Linked DNA regions of Homo sapiens: regions 2 and 3 are each linked to region 1. A link is an interaction called in ENCODE POLR2A ChIA-PET data of the cell type or tissue named here. Cell type or tissue: HepG2. All regions are shown on one strand. Region 1 overlaps FLNB (filamin B). Region 2 overlaps LOC105377104 (a long non-coding RNA gene). Region 3 has its middle 8.8 kb from the start of FLNB.

Region 1 (8,000 bases):
TCTTCTTTGCTGGGGACACTATTCCTAAGAGTCCCTTCGTTGTGCAGGTTGGGGAAGGTGAGTGCTGGGCTGCTGGCCACATGTGCTTCTCATAGGGAAGCTGACTGCACAGCTGGGCAGGGAGGCCAGGAAAACAGTCAGGGCCCAACATTGACCTTATGCCTATCCCTTTTCTGCCAGGGCTACTTCAGCAGTAAGTGGCTTACTTTGTCCTCAATATATTAATATTAATATCTTCTATGAGCCACGCAGAGACCTAAATGCTTTGCTTATATTAACTCATTTACTTCTCTCCAAAACACATGTACAGGAGAGTAATTATCCTCATGGAGGGAGGTGGGACTGAGGCAGTGGGAGGACTCGGTAGCATAACTGAAGTTAGCAGCAGCAACATGGGCCCTGCAGCCTCCATTGCTTGGCCTTTACTGGCCCAGGCACTTACCATGACTGCATCTAATCATTGCACCAGCCTGTGTGTTGCAGGTGCTATTATTATCCCTAGCTTGCAGGTGGAGATGCTGAGGCTTAGATAGCGTTAGGTATCAGTACTACAAGGCATCAGCAGGGCTAGAACCACAGACTCTGTTGGCCTTACCCTTAACTACTCTGCTAAACTCCCTCTGGCGCTGGGGGTACGCATTTTTCTCAAATGTTAGACTCTCTCCCTCTGACTTTGTTGCCCCTTTTTTTCTGTTTTGTTTTGTTTTGTTTTGTTTTCCAACTGTACTACCTTTTCTAACCCACACTTGCCTTTCCCTGTTCTGTCCTCTGAATCTGCGTCTGCAGACGTGGCTTCCTCTTCCGAATCCTACCTCTGGGCCAGCCTGGACCCTGAAGCTGTTGGCTTCCTAGTTGAGACCACTGGGCCAGAGGCCTCTTGCTTGGTAAGGGCTGGTTGGGTGGGACTTCCTTGCCAGTTCTTTGTGCTGCTTGTGAATGTTAGCTGGGCCCGTGTTCTGTGTGATTTTAGGAAACTCTGTGCAGGTGTTATTATTACAGCCTGTCCAGCCGGAACCCAAACCCACTGTCTAATTGCCTTTAAACACATCTAGGGCTTTTTTAGATGGTGAAGGAGCTGGTGGTGCCCTTCAGACTCTAGCCCCATTTAATGTTTATATGAACTCAGCAATTACTCTTTTGATGTTGAGACTGTTGCACATGTTCATAATTTCCATGAGTGTGTGTGTGTTTCTTAAGACACATTAAAGCCCTCCGAGGAAGTCCTGTCATTGTATTGTGACTGACTTCTGGTATGACCAACTTTTCTCCCCTTGACAAAGAAAAAACAGGCAAAAAAAATTCTAACATATTCCTAAGCAAAGCTCTTTTTTACATAAGAGAGCATTTTGAATAGCTTTCCTAATTCTACTATTGTTTTCCAACCTTTCCTCACTCGTGGACTTCCTTTTTCTTTTCTGGCCTGTACATCCTATACTATTTAGCATTTAATGAATAACCTTTTTCTTTTAATTTACTAACATCCTCTCTCCCACCTAAATGATTTTACATATGTAAAAAAAAAATATATATATATTTGCAGGGGCGCGGTGGGAAGGATACAGGGTCTCACTCTGTCTTTTGGGCTGGAGTGCAGTGGTACCATCATGGCTCACTTGTAGCCTCGACCTCCCAGGCTCAAATGATCCTCCCACTTCAGCCTCTTGAGTAGCTAAGACTGTAGATGTGCGCCACCATGCCTGGTTACATTTTTTACCCTTTTTTTTTCTTTTTCTTTTTCTTTTTTTTTTTGTTTTGTTTTGTTTTGAGACAGAGTCTCACTCTCTCACCCATGCTGGAGTGTGGTGGTGTGATCTTGGCTCACTGCAGCTTCTGCTTCCCTGGTTCAAGTGATTCTTGCCTCAGCCACCTGAGTAGCTGGGACTACAGGTGCACACCACCACGCCTGGCTAAGTTTTTTTGTACTTTTAGCAGACACAGGGTTTCACTATGTTGGCCAGGCTGGTCTCGAACTCCTGATGTCAAGTGATCCACCTGCCTCGGCCTCCCAAAATGCTGGGTTTACAGGCATAAGCCACCATGCCTGACCTAATTTTTCTTTTTTTTGTAGAGGTGGGGTCTCACTCTGTTGTCCAGACTGGTCTTAAACCCCTGGACTCAAGCAATCTCCCCGCCTCAGCCTCCCAAAGTGCTGGGTTTACAGATGTAAATTATTTTATGTTAAAAGAAACTTTATATCACTTTCACAATGGAAAACCAAAGTCACTTGCCATAAAGTGCCACCGTAAGCTTATGTTCATCCATAAACCATCTAAAATCATCTCTAACTCCAAGGGTATGTGTATGACTCTTTGGGAAGCAGTTGTTTGCCAAATAGCCAGCTAAGGCCATTGCAGGAAGGAGGAACCAGAGGAGGAATTACCTTCCGTCTGTGGAGTAGAGTCCCGTCTTCTGGAGTCTGTGACCTTCCTGTATAGAGATTTGTCAAATTTTCAGTGTTAGATTTGGAAAGGAAAAGCCACTTAATAACATGACATTTTCCCCACTAGTCTCCCGTTTCTATTTACTGAAAAGGTTGTCCGTGCTGGGCAGAAGATTTATTCTAGGGCATAAAGGTATCTTTTATCAACCTCTAGATACCATGGAACAGTAGTTCTGTGGACATTTCAAGTAAGGCATATTGGAAGCTATCTTCGCCCTTAACTTTTAGACTTACAACTCTAGGTTTTCAAGCTAGACCCGGAAATGAAATCAGCAATGGTGTTTACTGCTAATTATTGCCTTTATAGCCACCCACATTCTGAAGGCCTTGTAACAGACAGCACGAAAAGATTGGTCTGCCTCAGCCAAGGTGGGGCTGAACTGGTCTCTTTCCAAGCTGTGTTGGTTGTTTTTGCCTGGTTGTTCAGGCGGAAGACAACAACATTTAGACACTTAAAAATGGCTGACCCAGGTTTTGGAACCCAGACAGGCATTTTCAAGTACTGCATTTTCCAAGAAGACTTGAAAAAGTCCAGTCTATCCAATTACTGAGCCCTTGAGTATGGCAGTGAGGTTTGAATAATGTCCAGCACTCGGCCTTAACTCCCTTTCACAAATGAAAGGTTAAATGCTGGAAGCAGGAGCACAGCATGGATTTGCTGTGCTCTCCTGTTTTCTTTGCCAAAGTCACTTTTCTCCAGTCCTTCTGTGGTGTCACTGGACAAAGTTATATTGTGTCTGTATTTGCTAGCCTGGTGTGCTCCCTGAGTGGGACCCCTGGTCTTGGGCAACTACTGCATACTATTTGTGCAAAGCAAATATTTTCTTGGCGGGTGGCTCCAGGTTACCTTGGCTTTCACGACTCTGACTAAAGAATGAAAGATTGAATTGATGTCAAAACTGTGCTTGCAGCCTGCAATCCAAATGCCTGCCGGGCCAGTGGCCGAGGCCTACAACCCAAAGGCGTCCGTATCCGGGAGACCACAGATTTCAAGGTTGACACCAAAGCTGCAGGAAGTGGGGAGCTCGGTGTAACCATGAAGGGTCCTAGTAAGTGTTCCTTTGTTTCTCTATCTCAGGTGTGGTTTTGGCTAACTTTGCAGCCATGGCATATGGATTTCATCCCACGGCCAGTTGTCCTCAATAATCCCAGAAGGCTATGTCAAGGATTTGAGGCTATCTGGGCTCCTTGGGGAAGACGGCAGTGATTGATTAGTAATGTCTGCCCTGGATGCGGCCAGTGGGTGGCTTGACAGCTTTACATTACATCAAGACTTCTGGGAGTAGAAAAAGCAGTGATGTAAAGGAGTTGGGGAAATGCTGCTGTTGGAACAAGTGGCTCATTTTTTATTTTAGACATCTGGGCTCAGAGAGGAAGGCTCTTGCCTAAGGTCATACAGCGTTTGTAATCATCTGAGCTGGAATTCAAGCACAGTCTCCAAAGCCAGTGATTTTCCCACTACAGGTTACATTTTATAGAGTATGAAATTATGTCAAGTACTTAATTACTATGATCAGTGCTTATAGAAGGAGAATAAAATTCCCTAAGATTAAGTTTTCTTTGTAGATAAATGCCATTTGTGGAGGTACAGGTTAAACCCTGCAACCCATTCTCTCTCCCTCTTTTGGGGAAGGAGACAGCAGATGTGGGGATGGGTGTCTTCACTTTTTTCGTTGGAACAGAGAAGCATTTCAGCACTTCTAGTCTCGGGTGTAGCAGCCTTTGGTGGTTTTACTCCCATGCCTGTGGAATCTTGAGCTTCCTGTACCAGGATTGCTCTTACCTTCTGTGTTCCCAACAGGCTGGGGCAGGAGCATTCTGAGCTCCAGAAAGTTAATATTTGACTTCACAGCACCAGGCTTTGGGTCAGGCTGTGCCCTGAGGGTAGCCGAGGTTCTAGACTGCCCAGACCTGGAGTCAAGCTGCTTGGGGACTGTCTTCCCTCCCAGATTATTCCAACAGGAGCCAAGGAGGGTGTGTGTGTGTGTGTGTGTGTGTGTGTGCACGCGCGTGCATGCCTCTGCGTATGTGTGCGTACGTGTGTGTTTTCTCCTGACCTTGAATACTTGCTTGACTCAACGGCTTTCCTGGCCAAACCTCAGGGCTCAACACAAAACAAGTTCCTGCCTGATGGCTGGGTTTGGAGTTTGCAGCGTCACATCTAAAACCTGTCCTCTTGCAGATAGCGTCTGAGGACTTTCTTGCTTTTGTTGTCCAGCTTTAGATGGAAAAGTATACGCTGGAACACTGAACCTAAAACTCATACCAAATACTTCTAAAGGTTTACTTCTTCCCCAGTTTTTGTGGGGGACTAGGAAGGGTAGCTATGATTATTGGGAAATACTGAAATGTGACTGGATTTATCTTTATGCAGGCCCAGGGAGTTCAGGACCTCAGGGCCCCTCGTAGCCAAGCAAGATTTCTAAAGCCAATTAGCTGGGAAATCCTCCATTTCCTCATACCTTGAAGCAGAGATGGCTGTGTTTTTAGCTTTGAAATAATCTCCCAGGCTTTGAGGGGAGAGGTCCCATACTCTGGGGCAGCCCACTTGGTTTTTATGTATGGTTTATGTTTTGTTCAGTGTGGCTGCCTCTCTGTTCTTGTCCTTTTGATTCTCATTTTGGGCCTAGGATTGTGTTGGAAAGATTATCTCCTTCCTTCCCACAGAGGGTCTGGAGGAGCTGGTGAAGCAGAAAGACTTTCTGGATGGGGTCTACGCATTCGAGTATTACCCCAGCACCCCGGGGAGATACAGCATTGCCATCACATGGGGGGGACACCACATTCCAAAGAGGTGAGGCTCCTGCTGCAGAGGGGTCTTCTCTGGAGGGTGCTCGGCCCAGGGCGGACTCATGGGTAGTTGCTTCCCGGGCTGCAGGAGGGAAAGAGATCTGCTTTGTTGAAAACTTTTTTTTTTTTTTTTTCGGAGCAGCACAGACATTTGGCCTGTTCTCAAAAGCAGCAGAAAGTTGCTGTGGTTTTAGCTGACTTGCTTTAAATCAAATGCTGGTGGTTAGGGGCTGGTGGGAGGCAGGGGAGGCAGAAGGAGCAGTTAGAGCAAATGGGCTGTGTGTCTAGATGCCCGCATATAAACTGAGATTCTCTTTTTCAATGAACTCCTTTGTTCATGAATGCCACGGGGCAGAATCTGCTGTGGTTTACATTAAGACCGTCTACGTGAGTGCTGTCAGGGGCCAAGGGACGCAGTCTACAGCTTTGCCTTGTGGGCATTGCACTTGCCCCTCTGCGTTCTGTGTTTTCCAGCTCCCCTGGAGGTGCAACTTTAAACTCCGAATAAATTCAGTTAGCCTTGAGAAATATTTGGGCATTATTGGGTTCCGAATACCTACCACGCTTTTTTTTTTAAGCCTCCCATGCCAAGGTTACAGCACATTCATTCATGTATGAGATAAAGCCCATTCAACCAAGTTTTCTGGTTATAGCATAAGCAGGATATAGTGTGTGGACTCTCTCACTTTCCAGGGTCATAGTCTGGGGAGGCCTGCACACAAAGGTAAAGGGCCAGGAGGCTGGTGCAAAGCAGCGTGGCTTGAGTGCCAACCCAGTGGCCACCTGAGCTCCCAGAAGCAGTCACATTACATTATATTGTTGACATAACAGTAGCTATGGGTGAGAGGCCTGCAGGAGGAAGGGCTTGGCTGCAGTTTGGGATGCCAGATGAAAGGATCAGGCAAGTGGAAAGAATGTGCAAAGGAACTGCAGCTTATGGCTATAGTGACACCTTACTTTACTCTTCTTTGATGCTTCTTCTATTCCTTTCCCTGTAGCCCCTTTGAAGTTCAAGTTGGCCCTGAAGCGGGTATGCAGAAAGTCCGTGCTTGGGGCCCTGGGCTCCATGGTGGGATTGTCGGGCGGTCAGCGGACTTCGTGGTAGAATCCATTGGCTCTGAAGTGGGGTCTCTGGGTAAGTGGACACAGCTGACCAGCATCTTCTGGAGGACTGAGGATTACAGGGCTTCCGGGCTGTGTCAGGCTGGATGTTGGGGCCTTGCCTAGCCTCAATACCTTTAGCTTCCTGGCCTCCTGGCCACCCTAAGCCATCTCTGCGTGCTGCTGTACATTTGCAGTTGCCTCTGATACCAGCATTGATTCATTCAGGAGACCTTGAGGGCAGAAACCTTATGTGGGTATTGTGCCTAAAACAATGCTTGGAACGTAGTAAACACTTAGCAAATAGTGTTGACTGACCTTTATAGTTTAGATGAATGAATGAATGAATTTTGCTGAAATTTGGATTTGGAAGATAAATATTTCCTTTGGAGCACAGCTGAAGTATATTTTAAATACATGTCTAATGTATATATGATCATTTTATATCAGGAGTCAGCCAGCTTTTTCTATAAAAGGCCAGATGGCAAATATTTTCCACCTGTGGGCCTTATGGTCTCTGTCACAGTTATTTGACTCTGCCGTTGTAGCCTGAAAGCAGCTATAGGAATACGTAAACAAACGTGTGTGGCCATGTTCCAGTAAAACTTTATTTGCAAAAGTAAGCAATGGGCCAGATGTGGCCTTCAGACTGTCGTTTAGCAACCCGTTTTAGGTAATAGCAATAAGCAAAAGAGAAAAATAAGAAATCACATTTAATTTTCCCTTCTAGAGAGATGATATGAATCGTCTTGTATATTCTTAGTCTAGAGATAATATTAAGTCTTTTAGTGTATCCTTCTAGACTTTTTTCTCTATATATGCATGCAAATATTGATTTGGTACAGAAAATATCTTAGACAAGTCTTTATATCTTTATGCGTAAATATAGGGTATGCCTTCATTTTCCATAGCTTCCATGGAATTCCATTGTATGGCTCTATCCATTGTCAGGCTCTTCAGTTATTTCCAGGGTTTTGCTATAAAAACAGTGCTGACTGTGTATCCTTGGTAATTGCCTTCAGATAAAAACCCAGAAGTGGATTTGGTGGTGCTAAGAGTGGGTGTTGGTTCAAGGCTTTTGCCACATGTTGCCACATCTCCAACAGAAGGGTTTGCTGGTTGGACTTCCCCTGTTGGATGATGATAAAATACATATAATGTATTTAATACTATATATATATATATATATATATATCCTCCTGGCCTCAAGTGATCCACCTGCCTCGGCCCTCCCAAAGTGCTGGGATGACAGGTGTGAGCCACCACACCCAGCCCAGGCCTACATTTGAAAAAAAAAAAATATATATATATTTTCCACCCCTTCCATCTCTACTGAAGACTTAATGAGCTTGGTTTTGGAAGAAAGGGATACAAACAGATTTCAATCTTCTGGCCAACACTTGGCTTTTAGGGAGGCAGCGGGAATGAGCTGTCGTAACATAGAATAGGTGCTTTCCACCATATAACCAGGGAGACCCTTCCACCTCCACCCCCTAGGGTTTGCCATTGAAGGCCCCTCTCAGGCAAAGATTGAGTACAACGACCAGAATGATGGATCGTGTGATGTCAAATACTGGCCCAAGGAGCCTGGCGAATATGCTGTTCACATCATGTGTGACGACGAAGACATCAAGGACAGCCCGTACATGGCCTTCATCCACCCAGCCAC
Region 2 (8,000 bases), 120 kb before region 1:
TGGTGCCTGGCAGTCACGATTTCATTTCATCTCCATAGTAGCCTTTTGAGCAAGATAATTATCATGCCCTTTAAAAAAAAAAAGTATTTTTTTTTCGAGATGGAGTCTCACTCTGTCGCCTAGACTGGAGTGCAGTGGCATGATCTTGGCTCACTGCAACCCCTGCCTCCCAGGTTCAAGCGATTCTCATGCCTCAGCCTCCCAAGTAGCTGGGATTACAGGTATGCACCACCACGCCTGGCTAATTTTTGTATTTTTAGTAGAGACGGTTTCACCTTGTTGGCAAGGCTGGTCTCAAACTCCTGACCTCGTGATCCGCCCGCCTCGGCCTCCCAAAGTGCTGAGATTATAGGCATGAGCCACTGTGCCTGGCCTATCATGCCTTTTCTAAAGATAGGATGCAGGCTGGGTATGGTGGCTCATGCCTATAATCCCAGCACTTTGGGAGGCTGAGATGGGAAGATCACTTGAGCCCAGGGGTTCTGACCAGTCTAGGCAACAGAGTGAGACCCCATCTCTATTTTTTTTTTTTTTTTTTTTTGAGACGGAGTCTTACTCTGTAGCCCAGGCTGGAGTACAGTCGTGCGATCTCAGTTCACTGCAACCTCCGCCTCCCGGGTTTGAGCGATTCTCCTGCCTCAGCCTCCCAAGTAGCTGGGACTACAGGCGCCCGCCACCATGCCTGGCTAATTTTTGTATTTTTGGTAGAGGGGGGAGTTTCACTATGTTGGCCAGTTTGGTCTCAAACTCCTGACTTCGTGATCTGCCTGCCTCGGCCTCCCAAAGTGCTGGCTACGGGCTTGAGCCATTGCACCCTACCTGATTTAATGAATATTTCTTGAGCACCATGTGCCAGGACATAGGGCCACAAGGCCCCTGTGTAGAATGCCTGGTGTCTTCCAGACATTTGTGAATTTATCCTCCCTGCAAAATTGAGCGCCTCAAAGACAAAGCTGAGAGTTTCCTTGTTTTTTTGTGTGTCTCCCCGGTGCTCAGCCCAAGGCCTGATGTACAGAAGGCACTCAAACATTGCAGATAAGACATAGTAGCGGCTGGGCGTGGTGGCTCACGCCTGTAATCCCAGCACTTTGGGAGGCCAAGGCGGGCGGATCACGAGGTCAAGAGATCGAGACCTTCCTGTCTAACACGGTGAAACCCAGTCTCTACTAAAAATACAAAAAATTAGCCGAGTGTGGTGGCACGCGCCTGTAGTCCCAGCTACTCAGGAGGCTGAGGCAGGAGAATCACTTGAACCCGAGAGGTGGAGGTTGCAGTGAGCCGAGATCGCACCACTGCACTCCAGCCTGGGTAACAGAGTGAGACTCTGTCTTAAAAAAAAGAAAAAAAAAAATGACATAGCAGCATGGGCTAGACTCTGCATATTGAATGCCCCCTGCCCATTGCTAGGAACCATGTATATGTCCCTGAAACCCTCCACCCACAGCTTCATGGTCCGTCAAACAAGAGTTCTTTCAACATGAATATTTTTAGAGCACCCATGTGCTCTAAAACAACAGCAGAGCAGTAAGAGTGCCTGGCACAGGGAGTTTCAAGGGAAGAGTCTGAGAAGTTACCAGAATGTTGTAATCTGTCACAGCAGGATGATTTGCTCTGATGGGGACCATACAGGGTACAAGGTGCATGCAGTTGGGCTATTATCAGGATGAATGGCATAACACATACTGGATAGAGAAGTTGGTGGTTTCCTGTGTGCCAGGCACTGTGTGAGTGCTTTGCAGAAACTTATTTGGGCCTTACAATTTCATCAGGTGGGTACCATTATGATCAGCCCGTTTAATGAGAGGAAGATGGTGGAGGCTCAGAGGGGTTAGATAACTTGCAAAGGCACACAGCTAGGCCGGGCGCACTGGCTCATCTGTAATCCCAAACTTTGGGAGGCCGAGGAGGGCGGACCACCTGAGGTTAGGAGTTCAAAACCAGCCTGACCAACATGGTGAAACCCCATCTCTACTAAAAATACAAAATTAGCCGGGTGTGGTGGCGCATGCTTGTAATTCCAGTTACTTGGGAGGCTGTGGCAGGAGAATTTCTTGAACCCGGGAGGTGGAGGTTGCAGTGAGCCGATATCACGCCGTTGCACTCCAGCCTGGGCAATAAGAGTGAAACTCCATCTCAAAAAAAAAAAAAAAAAAAATTAGCTGGGAGCGATGTCAGGCACCTGTAATCCCAGCTACTCCAGTGGATAAGGCATGAGAATCGCTTGAACCTAGGAAGCAAAGGCTGCAGTGAGCCAAGATTGTTGCACTGCACTCCAGCCTGGGCGACACAGTGAGACTCTGTATCAAAAAAAACAAAACAAAAAAATCACACAGCTAGCAGATCTGGGACCAGAACGTAGGCTGATGGGCTCTTGACCATAGGATCCCCTGGATCAGGGAGACTGGCAGGTGACACTGAATTCTCCTCCTCTGCACCACATAGGACAGATGAAGTCATGTGTACTGATCATGGGGGCAGGGAGGTCCCAGGGTTGAAGGAGCCCCTCCAGGAAGACATGTTTTGGGAACTTCAAATGAAGTCAAGGTCTGTCCCAAATCTCAGGCTCTAAGCTCTGGCCACATCCTGTCAGCAGCATTCCGCCAGGGTGTAGAGCAGAGCGAGGACTGGGAAGCGCTGGGGGTGCAGGGTGGCTGCGGGGTGCACTACCCCAGAGTTCTGTCCTCATGTCCAAACCAACCCTGTTCCCGTGGGCCCGGGGCCCCTGCAGGTTTCCTGAACCAGAAGCGACCTTTGCCTCTCTGCTGCAGGGAGACGTGGGTAAGGCCTCTTCAGGTTTTGGCTGTGCAGGGTAGCTGACCTTTCCCTGTCTCTGAGGACCTCTCCCCACTTCCCTTTTTGTGTCCACCCTACAGTCCGAGCATTATTCATGCCCAAAATATCTCAGAAAGCCACAACAGCCCTGCTCTCCACCCAGGACTACAGTCTCTTGGCCTGTGTTCTTTTATTTATTTATTTATTTTTATTTATTATTATTTTTTGAGATGGAGTCTCACTCTGTTGCCAGGCTGGAGTGCAGTGGTGTGATCTCGGCTCACTGCAAGCTCCGCCTCCCGGGTTCACACCATTCTCCTGCCTCAGCCTCCCAAGTAACTGGGACTACAGGTGCCCGCCGCTACACCCAGCTAATTTTTTTTTTTTTTGTATTTTTAGTAGAGACGAGGTTTCACCGTGTTAGCCAGGATGGTCTTGATCTCCTAACCTCGTGATCAGCTCATCTCGGCCTCCCAAAGTGCTGGGATTACAGGGGTGAGCCACCGTGCCCGGCCACTTTTTTTTTTTTTTTTTTAGTAGAGACGGGGTTTCACCATGTTGGCCAAGATGGTCGCAATCTCTTGACCTCGTGATCCGCCTGCCTCGACCTCCCAAAGTGTTGGGATTATAGGCGTGAGCTACTGCGCCCAGCCGCCTGTGTTCTTTTAAAAGGTCGTCTTCCTTCCTGCCCTTCATCACTTGCCCTCCATGGCCCTTCATGGCCCCTCTGCTTCCCTGGACAAAGCAGAGATGTGACTGGTGTTCCCAGCATTTGTCCACAGACACCATTTTCCTCTCAGGCCCTGAGGTGCTGGACTACAGAGCCGGCCTCCCAGCCACCTGCCATGAAAACCTCACCAGGACCAGTGGGACTCTGTTAAATCTGTTAACACCCCCACTTCGGCCTGCCCTAGACAACAGCTACATCTTGGAAAAAGGAAATGAAACTGGTTTAAAACCTCTCCCAACTGTTCAGAAGGCTCAGGCCCCATTTCCAAGACAGAAGGAGCCAGACTCTTCTGCGCATGTCCCTTTATTTATAGTCACCAGATCCTGGTCCCAACGATCAAGGCTCCTGGGTGGGGATGGTCCTGTGTGATGTATGCAGCACACTCAATGCCCCCCACCATGCCCCTTCAGCCTACACCACTCACCTTAGCCGCCAGCAGCCATGACTTTTTTCTTTTCTTTTCTTTTTTCTTTCCTTTCCTTTTCTTTGATTTTTTTCTCTTTCCTTCCTTCCTTCCTTCTTTCTTTCTTCTCTCCTCTCTTTCTTTCTCGCTCTCTCTCTCTCTTTTCTTTCTTTCTCGAGACAGGGTCTTGCTTTGTCACCCAGGCTGGAATGCAGTGGCAGGAACATGGCTCACTGTATCCTCGACCTCCAAGGCTCAAGCGATCCTCCTGCCTCAGCACCCCAAGTAGCTGGGACTACAGGAGCACGCCACCACACCCAGCTCATTTTTGTATTTTTCGTAGAGAGGGGGTTTCACCATGTTGCCCAGGCTGGTCTCAAACTCCTGGCCTCAAGAGATCCACCCATCTTGGCCTCCCAAAATGCTGGGATTACAGGCCTGAGCCACCACATCTGGCCATGCAGCCGTGACTTTTTCTGATCACAGGAGCTGGCTGTGCTTGCACACATGGTCGGCCGGAGGGTGGTGAGTTAACAGCCCCTCCTCAGTAAGCCCTCAACCAATGACTACTGGTAAATGCAGGCCCCAGCCCTTCAGATGCCTTGGAGGGTACACTCTACCTGGCCCTTAGGTTCCCCTGCAGGATGGAGCTCCAGCTGCTCGCAGGAGCAGCCCACTCATGAATGCACCTTTTGTGGGCTTCCTGTCTTTCCAGCCTCACCTCCCACCTCCCTTGCCAGCACTTCTTGGAATCATTTCCCAAATGAATAACTCCTATGTGAATCCTGGACTTGGGTCTGCTTTTGAGGAAACCCAAACTAAGACAATATCAAGTTGCCAACATTTATTGAGCACCGTCTCTGTGCTAAGCATCGTGCTCAGCATTTCACAAGTCTTAACTCATTTAATCCTATGACAGCCAGCACTATGAAGAAGAGACCGTTATCATTTCCGTTGTACAGACGTGGAAACTGACTCAGAGCATGGGCTTGAGGCCAAAGGCCTCTTCCACTCCACCCATCCTCCATCAGCCTGAATTGCTTTCATTTCCTCAAAATGCTGGGCTCCCACACCTCTTGATCTCTGCACTCTGGGGCACAGGGAGGTTAAATCACTTGGTGACACAGCAATTTAGAGGCTGAGCTACCCAGATTCAAGAGCCATCTCCAGGCTCAGAGCCCACATACTCTGCCACTGTGGTAAGCAAAATATTGGCCCCTCAAGGTATCCAAGTCCTAATCCCTGTAACCTGTAAATGTGACCTTACATGGCAAAAAAGAGACTTCACAGATGTGATTCAGTTAGGGCCCTTGAGATGAGGAGAGTATCCTGGATTATCCAGATGGGCCCCATGTAATCACAGCAGGCTCTGTAAGAGGATCTCCTCCTCCTGTCTGTCTTTCAGACAAAAGAAGATAGGATGACAAAGCAGAAGACCAGAGAGAAAGAGATTTGAAGATGCTACCCTGCTGGCTTTGGAGATGGAAGCAAGGGCCATGAGCCAAGAGGTGTATGTGGCTTTTGGAAGCAGGTAAAGGCAAGGATAGCCCCTGGAGCCTCCAGAAGGAGCCAGCCCTGCTGACGCCTTGACTTTAGCCTAGTGAAACTGATTGCTGACTTCTGGCCTCCAGAATGATAAGAGAATACAGTTGTGTTTTCTTGTTTGTTTGTTTTGAGACAGGGTCTTGCTCTGTCACCCAGACTGGAGTGAGTGGGTCCATTTTGGCTCCCTGAAGCCACTACCTCCCAGGCTCAAGTGATCCTCGCACCTTAGCCTCTCGAATAGCTGGGACCACAGGTGCACACCACCACACCCGGCTAATTTTTTTTTATAGATGGGGTCTCCCTATGGTGCCAGGGCTGGTCTCAAACTCCTGAGCTCAAAGGATCCTTCTGCCTTGCCTCCTAAAGTGCTGGGATTACAGGTGTAAAGCCACCTCCACATCTGACTCAGTTGTGTCCTTTTTTTTTTTTTTTTTTTTGTCAAGATAGAGTCTTGCTCTGTCACCCAGGCTAGAGTGCAGTGGCGTGATCTCAGCTTACTGCAACCTCCGCCTCCTGGGTTCAAGTGATTCTTGTGCCTCAGCCTCCTGAGTAGCTGGGACTACAGGTGCACACCACCATGCCCAGCTAATTTTTCTATTTTTTAGTATTTCACTATGTTGGCCAGGCTGGTCTCAAACTCCTGGCCTCAAGTGATCCACCTGCCTTGGCCTCCCAAAGTGATGGGATTATAGGTGTTGAAGCCACCACGCCTGGCCTAGTTGTGTTCTTTTATGTCATGAAATTTGTGGTAATTTTTTTTATTAAAGTAGCCACAGCAAATTAACACAACCACGGAGCCAGTCCCCACAGCCTGGTCAGGTGCAGCATGATTCCAGACAACAGCAATGAGGAAGCCAGCCTTGTGGAGCTGATGCCTGGCAGAGAACATCACTAAGCAACAGGCATCCTGAGTGCTTGGGTTTGAGGCCCAGCCTTGCTATCTCCCAGCTGTGTGATTTGGACCAAGTAACTCGATCTCACCTCACCTGCCTGATGAGATAACAGGATTTTGTGAGGTTTATATGTATCTTTGGCTCTTGGAACAATGTCTGGCACAGAGTAATTTACAAGGGCTCAGTAAATCTGTCATTTATGGCCTCCCCATGTCAGCAGCTAGGTGGCTGGCCACAGCCCTCGTGGTGGAGTGAGGCTGGGATCTGGGGCTGGCCAATGAGAGGCCCAAGTCTCCTTGACTGGGGGATCAGCCATGGTCACCAGAACCAACTCACATCAGCCCTGGACTTTGGCTGGAAGTTCTGGGAAAGAGGTGCTCTCTCCCTGTTGGGATCTTGTTGGGATTCTCGAGGAGCTCGGCCTGGAGAAGATGGCGGGCATTTTTGTCACCACGAGGGGACAGCCTGCCTGAGAAGGAAGCCAACAGGAAGGAAGGTGGAGACCAGGATGGAGCAGGGCAGCTCTTGATGACGTCACCAAGGCCCTAGATCCAGACTTGCCTGAACCACCCCTTGGACTGTCTGGTTCCAGGAACCAATCACTACCCCTTTTTGCTTTAGGAGTTTTATCTGGGTTTCTGCCACTCACAACCAGGAGAGTCCTGACTGATAGACAGGGACTCAATGAACACATGTTGATTGAGTGACTGAGTGAGCATTCAGGGCTCTGGCACTGTCCTGAGCCCAGTAAATTTTGGGATGATTGTGTGGTAAGTGTCTCGCCTTCCTGTAGGACCATAGGGACTTGCAGGGGATTCTTCATTTGACTTGGGAAGATGCCTTCTTCGTCCTCCCTGCTTGCAGGGCTTGGCATCGAAGTCTAGGTTCCTTCAAGAGAAGGCGGAGGTACTGTGCACCTGGCCCAGGAGGCCAAATCCCTGTTTTCTTCTCTCTGACCCAAATTTCCCCAAACAGCGAGGTCTCAGCTCCACTTGGAGAGGGGAGATGGGAAAGAGGCTGGCTGCTAGAGTCCAAAGCAACAGCCCAGGAAATAAGGGCCTTTATTAGTCCCATTTTACAGATGAAGACACTGAGGCCAGAGAGCCGAAGTTATCTGTCTTCAAACCCAGGGCCCACCAAACAGAACTCAACTCTATCCTTGCTTCCAAACCACTGCTTCCTCCTCCTTAGCCATTTTCCATCTGGTGTTGGCGTTTTTTTTCCTGGCTTTCTTGCCCTGTCATATTTGGATACTCTGTTTTTGTTTGTTTGTTTGTTTTTTGTTTTTTGAGATAGAGTGTCGCTCTGTCGCCCAGGCTGGAGTGCAGTGGCGCAATCTGGGTTCACTGCAACCTCCGCCTCCCGGGTTCAAGTGATTCTCCTGCTTCAGCCTCCCGAGTAGCTGGGATTACAGGCGCCACCACGCCCAGCTAATTTTTGTATTTTTAGTAGAGACGGGTTTCACCATATTGGCCAGGCTGGTCTCGAACTCCTGACCCCAGGCAATCCCCCCGCCTCAGCCTCCCAAAGTGCTGGGATTACAGGCGTGAGCCACGGCGCCTGGCTGGATACTCTGATTTCTTATAATTACTCACTCCTTGTTCTTAGGTCAACGAGAAGAATGCCTGGGAGTTGGCTGGACCTGCTTTGTGTCTCT
Region 3 (8,000 bases), 100 kb before region 1:
ACTCCAGCCTGGGCGACAGAGTGAAACTGTCTTGAAAAAAAAAAAGTAAAACTTATCATTTTACCTCATCATGATTGCCTTGGCCCACTGCTATAAATCCTTTCAGGGTTTATTTTTTTTCTTATCCATGTACAGAACTGGACTGAGACATATAGGTGCCCTGGGCAGCCTAAAAAGTTGGCATCCCCTCAACCTGATATTTGTAAGATAGTTTTTCAAAATGTATTTAGGCAGAATGTGGAGAAACCAATTTTCTGTTAATGAAAAATAACATTCCTCTTTCTTTTCAAAATAAAGGATTTATTACAGGCACAGAATGTAAGCTGGCCTTTTGACTTATTTGGAATTGTCTTGGAATTGTAGTTCTCCAAGCCAGTCAGCTTTTTGGAGCTGCCTTTTTTTTTTTTTTTTTTGAGAAGGAGTTTCACTCTTGTTGCCCAGGCTGGAGTGCAATGGCACGATCTCAGTTTACTGCAACCTCTGCCTCCTGGGTTCAAGCGATTCTCCTGACTCAGCCTCCCGAGTAGCTGGGATTACAGGCATGCCACCACACCCAGCTAATTTTGTATTATTAGTAGAGACAGGGTTTCTCCATGTTGGTCAGGCTGGTCTTGAACTCCCAACCTCAGGTGATCCACCTTCCTCGGCCTCCCAAAGTGCTAGGATTACAGGCATGAGCCACAGCACCCGGCGGAGCTGTCCTAAAGGGAATAGGATCAGGAGCTGCGCTAACAAATCACTAGGTCTTGGGCGCAGCATGCAGCCTGGACCAAAGACTAAACTGACGTGACCTGACAAGTCCTGAGAGAATCTGTAGCTGGACTCTAGTGCTGGGGAGGAGGGTGTTTTCGTTTCCCCCAGTGGGTGCTATATACCTCTGATCACCGGGGGTTACAGGTCCACCTCATGTGGAAACCTGAGTTACCTGGCACCGTGTTTCCATTTCTTTCAGTCCTGTTTTGGCTCCCCTCCTAGACTGGTTCCCTGGGAGGCTGCCCGGCTGATGAGCAACTTAATCCATACATACATTAACATACATTAATCCATACATTAACATATATTAGTGCTTTTTTTTTTTTTTTATTTACAGACAGAATCTCACTATGTTGCCCATGCTGGTCTTAAACTTCTGGGCTCCAGTGATCCTCCTACCTCAGCCTCTCAGCCTTCCAAGTAGTTGTAGAGATGGGGGTCTTGCTATGTTGCCCAGGCTGGTCTCAAACTCCTGGGCTGAAACAATCCTCCTGCCTCAGCCTCCCAAAGCACTGGATTATAGGTGTGAGCCACCACACTTGGCTGTTAGTGCTTTTTAAATTGTTTTAACTTTACTTTTAATTTTTCTGAGACAGGATCTGGCTCTGTCACCCAGTCTGGAATGCAGTGGTTTCATCTCAGCTCACTGCAATCTCCACGTCCTATGCTCAAGCCATCTTCCCACCTCAGCCTCCTGAGTAGCAGGGGCTACAAGTGCACACCACCATGCCCTGTACTTTTTGTAGAGATGGGATTTTGCTATATTGTCCAGGCTGGCCTCGAACTCCTGAGCTCAAACAATCTGCCCACCTCTGCCTCCCAAAGTGCTGGGATTACAGTTGTGAGCCACTGCACCCAACTGCTATTTTTGTTTCTAAAATGTGCACACAAATTAAATCATACAAATTCATGCTGGTCTGTAACTTGCTTCTCCCCTCCTCCTGCTTTACAATAAATATTCAGATAAGCCTATATAGATCCATTACATTCTTTTAAGAAGTACAGCTGAGTGCAGTGGTTCATCCCTGTAATCTCAGCACTTTGGGAGACCAAGGTGGGAGGATCACTTGAACCCAGGAGTTGGAGACCAGCCTAGGTGACATAATAAGACCCCATCTCTAAAAAAAAAAAAAAAAAAAAATTATTTTAAAAGTGCCAAAGTAGCCCATCTGATGGATGTACTGTAATGCAGCTCCTTTCAAACTTGAATGAGCACATGGATCACCTTAGGGGTCTTGTTAAACTGCAGCCCCTGATTCAGTGGGTCTGGGTGGCACCTGAGATTCTGCACACTCCCAGGTGACGTCCAGGCTGCTAGTGGGACCACATTTTTTTTTTTTGAGACAGAGTCTTGCTCTGTCACCCAGGCTGGAGTACAGTGGTGCTATCTTGGCTCAGTGCAACCTCTGCCCCAGATTCAAGCAATTCTCCTGTCTCAGCCTCCCGAACAGCTGGGATTACAGGCATCTGCCATCATGCTCAGCTAATTTTTGTATTTTTAGTAGAGGCGGGTTTCACCATGTTGGCCAGGCTGGTCTTGAGCTCCTGACCTCAAGTGATCCGCCTACCTCAGCCTCCCAAAGTGCGGGGATTACAGGTGTGAGTCACCTCGCCCGGCCCTAGTGGGACCACATGTTATCAGTCCACTAGTGAGGGATATTTAGCTTGCTGTAAAAAGTGCTGCAATAAACTTCCTTGAAGATACATTCTGGAGTGCTACAGAATAGGTTTTGGAGTTAGAAAGCAAAAGGGTGGCTGGGCGTGGTGGCTCATGCCTATAATCCCAGCACTTTGGGAGGCCGAGGCGGGTGGATCACTTGAGGCCAGGAGTTCCAGACAAGCCTGGCCAACATGATGAAACCCTGTCTCTACTGAAAATACAAAAATTAGCCAGGTGTGATGGTGGGTGCCTGTAATCCCAGCTACTTGGGAGGCTGAGGCAGGATAATTGCTTGGACCTGCGAGGTGGAGGTTGCAGTGAGCCAAGATCGTACCACTGCACTCCAACCTGGGTGACAGAGACCCTGTCAACAAAAAAAGGAAAGAAAGAAAGAGGAAGAAAGAAGAAAGAAAAGAAGGAGAAAGAAAGAAAAGAAAGAAAGAGAAAGAGAGAAAGAAAAGAGAAAGAAAAGGAAGGAAAGAGAAAGAGAAAGAAAAGAAAAGAGAAAGGAAAAGAACGAAAAAGAAAGAAAGAGACAAAGAAAGAAAGAGAGAAAGAAAAGGAAGAAAGAAAGAAAGAAAAGCAAAAGTTGAGTTCTGATGCTGTCACTGTGTGACCTTGAGCAAGTCACTTCACCTTTCCGAGCTCTCCCCACTCCATAGCAATTCAATGAGTGATCATAAACGCCTCCACTCTTTTAGATAATAGGGATAAGAATAAACACTCTGTTCTCGGGCGCTCTGAGAATAATACTGCTAACTCTGGCTGGCGGAGGAGTAGATGAGATAAGGACAGAAAAGGGCTTTGTCAGCGTAAAGCCATTCGCAAAGGGGAAGCTCTGTTCCAGTTGGAAGGCAGACTGGCTTTGCCAGGTGAGCAGTAGCTAGACAGTTTTCTTTAGCAGAAAAGTGCTCTGTGGCATTTGTCTGCAGTTAAAACAAAATAAAACAGAGTCACACAAAAATCTTCTAAAGAAGTGAAAGTCAGACTGGGTGGAGGAAGACAGCCCACTCATTTGCAAATTGCACATGTGAGATTCTAGTGAGACTAAGGTGGGGTGTGAGGCATGCTCTGGCCATGGGTTCCACCTTGGGCTGGGAAGGGCCAGTGGGAGGAAGTTGAGGCCCTTAGCAGGCCCTGATTCCCCACCTCTGCTGAGGAACAACACGCAGATGTGGAGTGAAGGGTGGCTGCCGCCTTCATTCTCTTACCACAGAAAGGTAAGCTGTGCTTTGGGCAGTTAGGGCTGTGTGTTCTGAAGGATTGAAGAGATCTCCAAGATGCAGAGCTGGCTTCTAGAGTCGGTTAGACTAGGGTTCAAATTCAGATTCTGACACTTAATACCCACAGGAGCTTGCATAGGGGACTTTCTCTTTGAGCCTCAGTTTCCCAACTTGTGCTACAGGGATGATAATGTTAGTACAGTAGTTCTCCTTTGTCCACAGTTTCACTCTCCATGGTTTCAGTTTGCTACAGCTAACTACAATAAAAAAAACATGGAAAATTCCAGAAAGAATTCATGTTTTACATTGCACACCGTTCTGAGTAGCGTGATAAAATCTCACCCTGTCCCACCCTGTCCTGCCTGGGACGTGAATCATCCCTTTGTCCAGTGTGTACACATGCTGTCTACGCCACCTGCTCATGGTCCTCTTAGTTATCAGATTGAAAAAGCATGGGAAATATAGGATTCAGCACTGTGGGCAGCCTCACGCATTCACTGGAGGTCTTAGAACATGTGTGTCACAGATAAGGGGGGACTATTGTATCACACTCAGTAACACACACAGTATTCTTGAGATTTAAAAAAGGATGCGGTGGCTCACGTATGTAATCCCAACACATTGGGAGGCAGAGGCAGGCAGATCACTTGAGTCCAGGAGTTTGAGACCAGCCTGAGCAACATGGAAAGACCCCTATCTCTACAAAAAATACAAATATTTGGGCGTGGTGGTGATGTGCACCTGTGGTCCCAGCTACTCACAAGGCTGAGGTGGAAGGATCGCTTAAGCCTGGGAGGTCCAGGCTGCAGTGAGCTGCCATGACACCTTCGCAATCTGCCTTGGTGACGGAGTGAGACCCTGTCTCCAAAAAAAAAAAAAAAAAAAAAAAGAAAAAAGAAAAGAAAAAAGATAACCCATGTTAAGATACTTAGTGTGGCATTTCTTACATCTGTGAGGATCAAAGGAGAGACTATAGATACAATCACTTAGCCCACTGTGTGAATAAACAGACAGTAGAGAATTGCTGTCATGAAAATTGCTCTGCCCTGCCCCTTCTGATCTCCACCTTGGCTGCTGGATTAAGAGTGGGAGGGTTGGAGTGAAGGCCTGTGCCTTCTTTTTTATTTTTTGAGTCAGGGTCTCACTATGTTGCCCAGGCTGGTCTCCAACTCCTGCGCTCAAGAAATCCTTCCACCTCAGCCTCCCGAATGGCTGGGATTGCAAGGATGAGCCCCCCGGCCGGACTCCCATGCCTTCTTCAAGCAGCCTGCCTGCCAGCAGCCCCTGCCTTATCTCAGGTCAAGGCTGGCTGGTGGCGCCATTTTGAATCTGGAACTGCAAAATGCCATTATCTTTTGCTACCTGGTGGGGAAGGCCTGCCCTCTCAGCACTCCTCCTCTTCTTCCCACCTGAGTGGGCTTCCTCCCAGCACCCTACCCAGATGGTCTCAGGACCTTCACAGCCAGACTGGGGCTGGGGGGTGAGCACACCCACCTGTCTAGGGAGCTGTTGAGAAACCAGCTCCTCCTTCCTCTCAGGGTGGAGGCAAAGGAAATATGCTTCTTTATATTTTGCTTCTCTTTCTTGGTGGCAGGGTGTGGACATTGGTGTAAAATTACAACTGAGAAGGCCCCCGCCCTGGGGTGAGGACTCCTGGGGCCCCACCCTGGGGAGGACATGAATTCATTTTGCAAGTCCTGACTCTCTATCTCTATTTCCTTTGGAAAGCGGGCTTCTAAATCTGGAACCTTCAGCCTGCATTCTTTGGATGTTCAGTCATGAAGGTGCAGTGATGATCATGATAATAGCAGTATTAACTCCCTCAGTTGATACTTATTTGCTAAGTGCTATGCCCCCAGTTTCTCATTTATCAGAAACTCCTGGAAGACATGTTAACAATGGCGGTTACCTGTAAGGAAACAAACTCTGGGTAGCTCCAGGTCCTTGCAGTTAATCATAACTGTTCCCGGGGGACTTTTTTAGTATCCACGCTCTGCCACTCTGTGATCTCAGGCATATGACTACCCCTTTCAGCCTCAGTTGCCTTACCTGTAAAATGGGGATAATAACAACACCTCCTAGGGTTCTTGTGAAGACTAAATGAGATAACATCAGTACTCCAGAAATGGAAGCTTCTATTACTATGGCCACCACTACTTTTACTATTACAAATATCCTGACATTAATATAATGACTACAATAGTGGACCCCAGGACACTGAGAAACCACAGAATGAAGGTTCACCTGGGACCCCTCTCACAGAGCTGGGATTCCTGAATTGTGCAAGTGGGTTTCACATATAGAAATGGAAGTCCAAGCATTAGGAAAAATAACTAATGCATACTGGGCTTAATACCTAGGTGATGGGTTGATAGGTGCAGCAAACCATCATGGCACATGTTTACCTATGTAACAAACCTGCACATCTGCATATGTACCCTGCAACTTAAAAATAAATAATAAATAAATAAATATGCCAGGTGCAGTGGCTCATGCCTGTAATCCCAGCACTTTGGGAGGCCGAGGCAGGTAGATCACCTGAGGTTAGGAGTTCGAGACCAGCCTGACCAACATGGTGAAACCCCGTCTCTACCAAAAATACAAAATTAGGCTGGGCGCGGTGGCTCATGCCTGTAATCTTAGCACTTTGGTAGGCTGAGGAGGGCAGATCATGTGAGGTCAGGAGTTCAAGACCAGCCTAGCCAACAGGGTGAAACCCTGTCTCTACTAAAATACAAAAATTAGCCGGGCATGATGGCAGGTGCCTGTAATCCCAGCTACTCGGGAGGCTGAGACAGGATAATCGCTTGAACCCAGGAGACAGTGGTTGCAGTGAGCGGAGATCATGCCACTGCACTGCAGCCTAGGGGACTGAGAGAGATTCCGTCTCAAAAAAAAAAAAAAAAAGTAACTCGGTGTGGTGGCACATACCTGTAATTCCAGCTACTTGGGGGGCCTGAGGCAGAATTGCTTGAACCTGGAAGGCGGAGGTGAGCTGAGATCATGCCATTGCACTCCAGCCTGGGCAAAAAGAGTGAAATTCTGTTTTAAAAAAACAGATTAAAAAATAAATAAATAAATAAAAGAAAAAAAAGAAAGAAAGAAATGGAGGTCCCAAGGTTAGGATCTTGGTGAGACCACTATGGGTTGCCAACTTATTCACTGGTTTATTTCAACATCAAGCCTATCTCTACTCCTGCACTGACCCACAGGAAAGCCACCAGTAGCCAAAGGTGGCTGTTGAGCACTTGAAATGTGCCAGTCTAAGCTGAGATGTTTTTTAAGTATGAAATACATATTGGATTTCAAAGACAGTACCCAAACAAAGTAAAAATATAAAAATACTTTAAAATATCAATTGCATTTTGAAATGATAGCATTTTAGATCTTCTGGGTAGGGCGATCAGCTTGTTCTGGTTTGTCAGGGACTTTACTGGTTGCAACACTGATAGGTCTGCATCCCAGGAGATACCTTAGTCCTGGGCAAACCTGGTCATTTGGTCACCCTACTATCGGGTTAAGTATATAATTGTCATTAATTTTACCTGTTTCTTTTTACTTTTTTTTTCTTTTTTTGAGATGGAGTCTTGCTCTGCCACCCAGGGTGCGATGGCGCAGTCTCGGCTCACCGCAACCACAGCCTCCTGGGTTCAAGTGATTCTCCTGCCTCAGTCTCCGGAGTAGCTGGGGTTACAGGCATGCACCACCATGCCCGGCTAATTTTTGTATTTTTAGTAGAGATGGGATTTCACCATGTCGGCCAGGCTGGTCTCGAACTCCTGACCTCAGGTGATCCACCTGCCTTGGCCTCGCAAAGTGCTGGGATTACAGGTGTGAGCCACCGTGCCTGGCACCTTTTTACTTTTTGAATGACACTTAGAGGGGAGCCTTAGCACATTAGTGGCTGTTGGGCGGAGTTGATCACATTTGCTCATTTCACCTAGCAGGGAGGAGGGCCCTGGGAGTCACACTGGCTGATAAGTTTTGATGGATGAGTGCGAATGGAGGAAAGTATGAGGAACTGAGGGCCTTGGTCGTGGGGGAGGAAGAGGTTACCAACTCTGCCTGGAGTGAATCTGCTGCTCAGGGGCCCACGGAATGGACAAAACCATGTCCCAGGCTTGGGGAGACCACGGGGACCCTTGGGCAAAATACAGCCTTTGGAGTTAGACCCAGGTTCAAGTCCAGCTTTGTCCAGTCATTACCAGCTGACCAATAGCAAATCTTATCACTTAATCACTAATGAGGGGAACAAGCATTCAAATATAGTCATGTGTACATAATGACATTTCTGTCAACAACAGACAGCACAACACATTACTGTTGTGTTTGTGGTGATGCTGGTGTAATCATAACCTTCTGTG

Evidence for each region. Peaks named below come from ENCODE experiments on the same cell type or tissue, not always from the same donor. Only the 100,000 strongest peaks of a DNase experiment are listed, where the experiment ranks them.
Region 2: POLR2A ChIA-PET joins it to region 1 with 6 read pairs; 5 of 35 experiments call an interaction of 5 or more read pairs at or near these places.
Region 3: POLR2A ChIA-PET joins it to region 1 with 5 read pairs; 11 of 35 experiments call an interaction of 5 or more read pairs at or near these places.

The regions. Positions count from the first base shown.
Region 1 is chr3:58,098,852-58,106,851 of GRCh38, forward strand. FLNB (filamin B) reads left to right here. Exons shown (of 46, transcript NM_001457.4): 8 at 1-57; 9 at 3,352-3,489; 10 at 5,108-5,234; 11 at 6,229-6,365; 12 at 7,829-8,000. Among named protein-coding and RNA genes, the nearest start is that of FLNB-AS1, 68 kb to the right of the region's middle. In HepG2, no CTCF peak of the experiment used is centred here; DNase peaks (open chromatin) are centred at 3,250 and 4,260.
Region 2 is chr3:57,979,035-57,987,034 of GRCh38, forward strand. LOC105377104 (a long non-coding RNA gene) reads left to right here. Exons shown (of 4, transcript XR_940874.3): 3 at 5,311-5,436; 4 at 6,221-7,594. Among named protein-coding and RNA genes, the nearest start is that of FLNB, 25 kb to the right of the region's middle. In HepG2, no CTCF peak of the experiment used is centred here; a DNase peak (open chromatin) is centred at 4,957.
Region 3 is chr3:57,995,601-58,003,600 of GRCh38, forward strand. No RefSeq gene overlaps it. Among named protein-coding and RNA genes, the nearest start is that of FLNB, 8.8 kb to the right of the region's middle. RefSeq lists an enhancer at 2,217-2,792. In HepG2, no CTCF peak of the experiment used is centred here; DNase peaks (open chromatin) are centred at 3,161 and 4,031; H3K4me3 peaks cover 615 bases.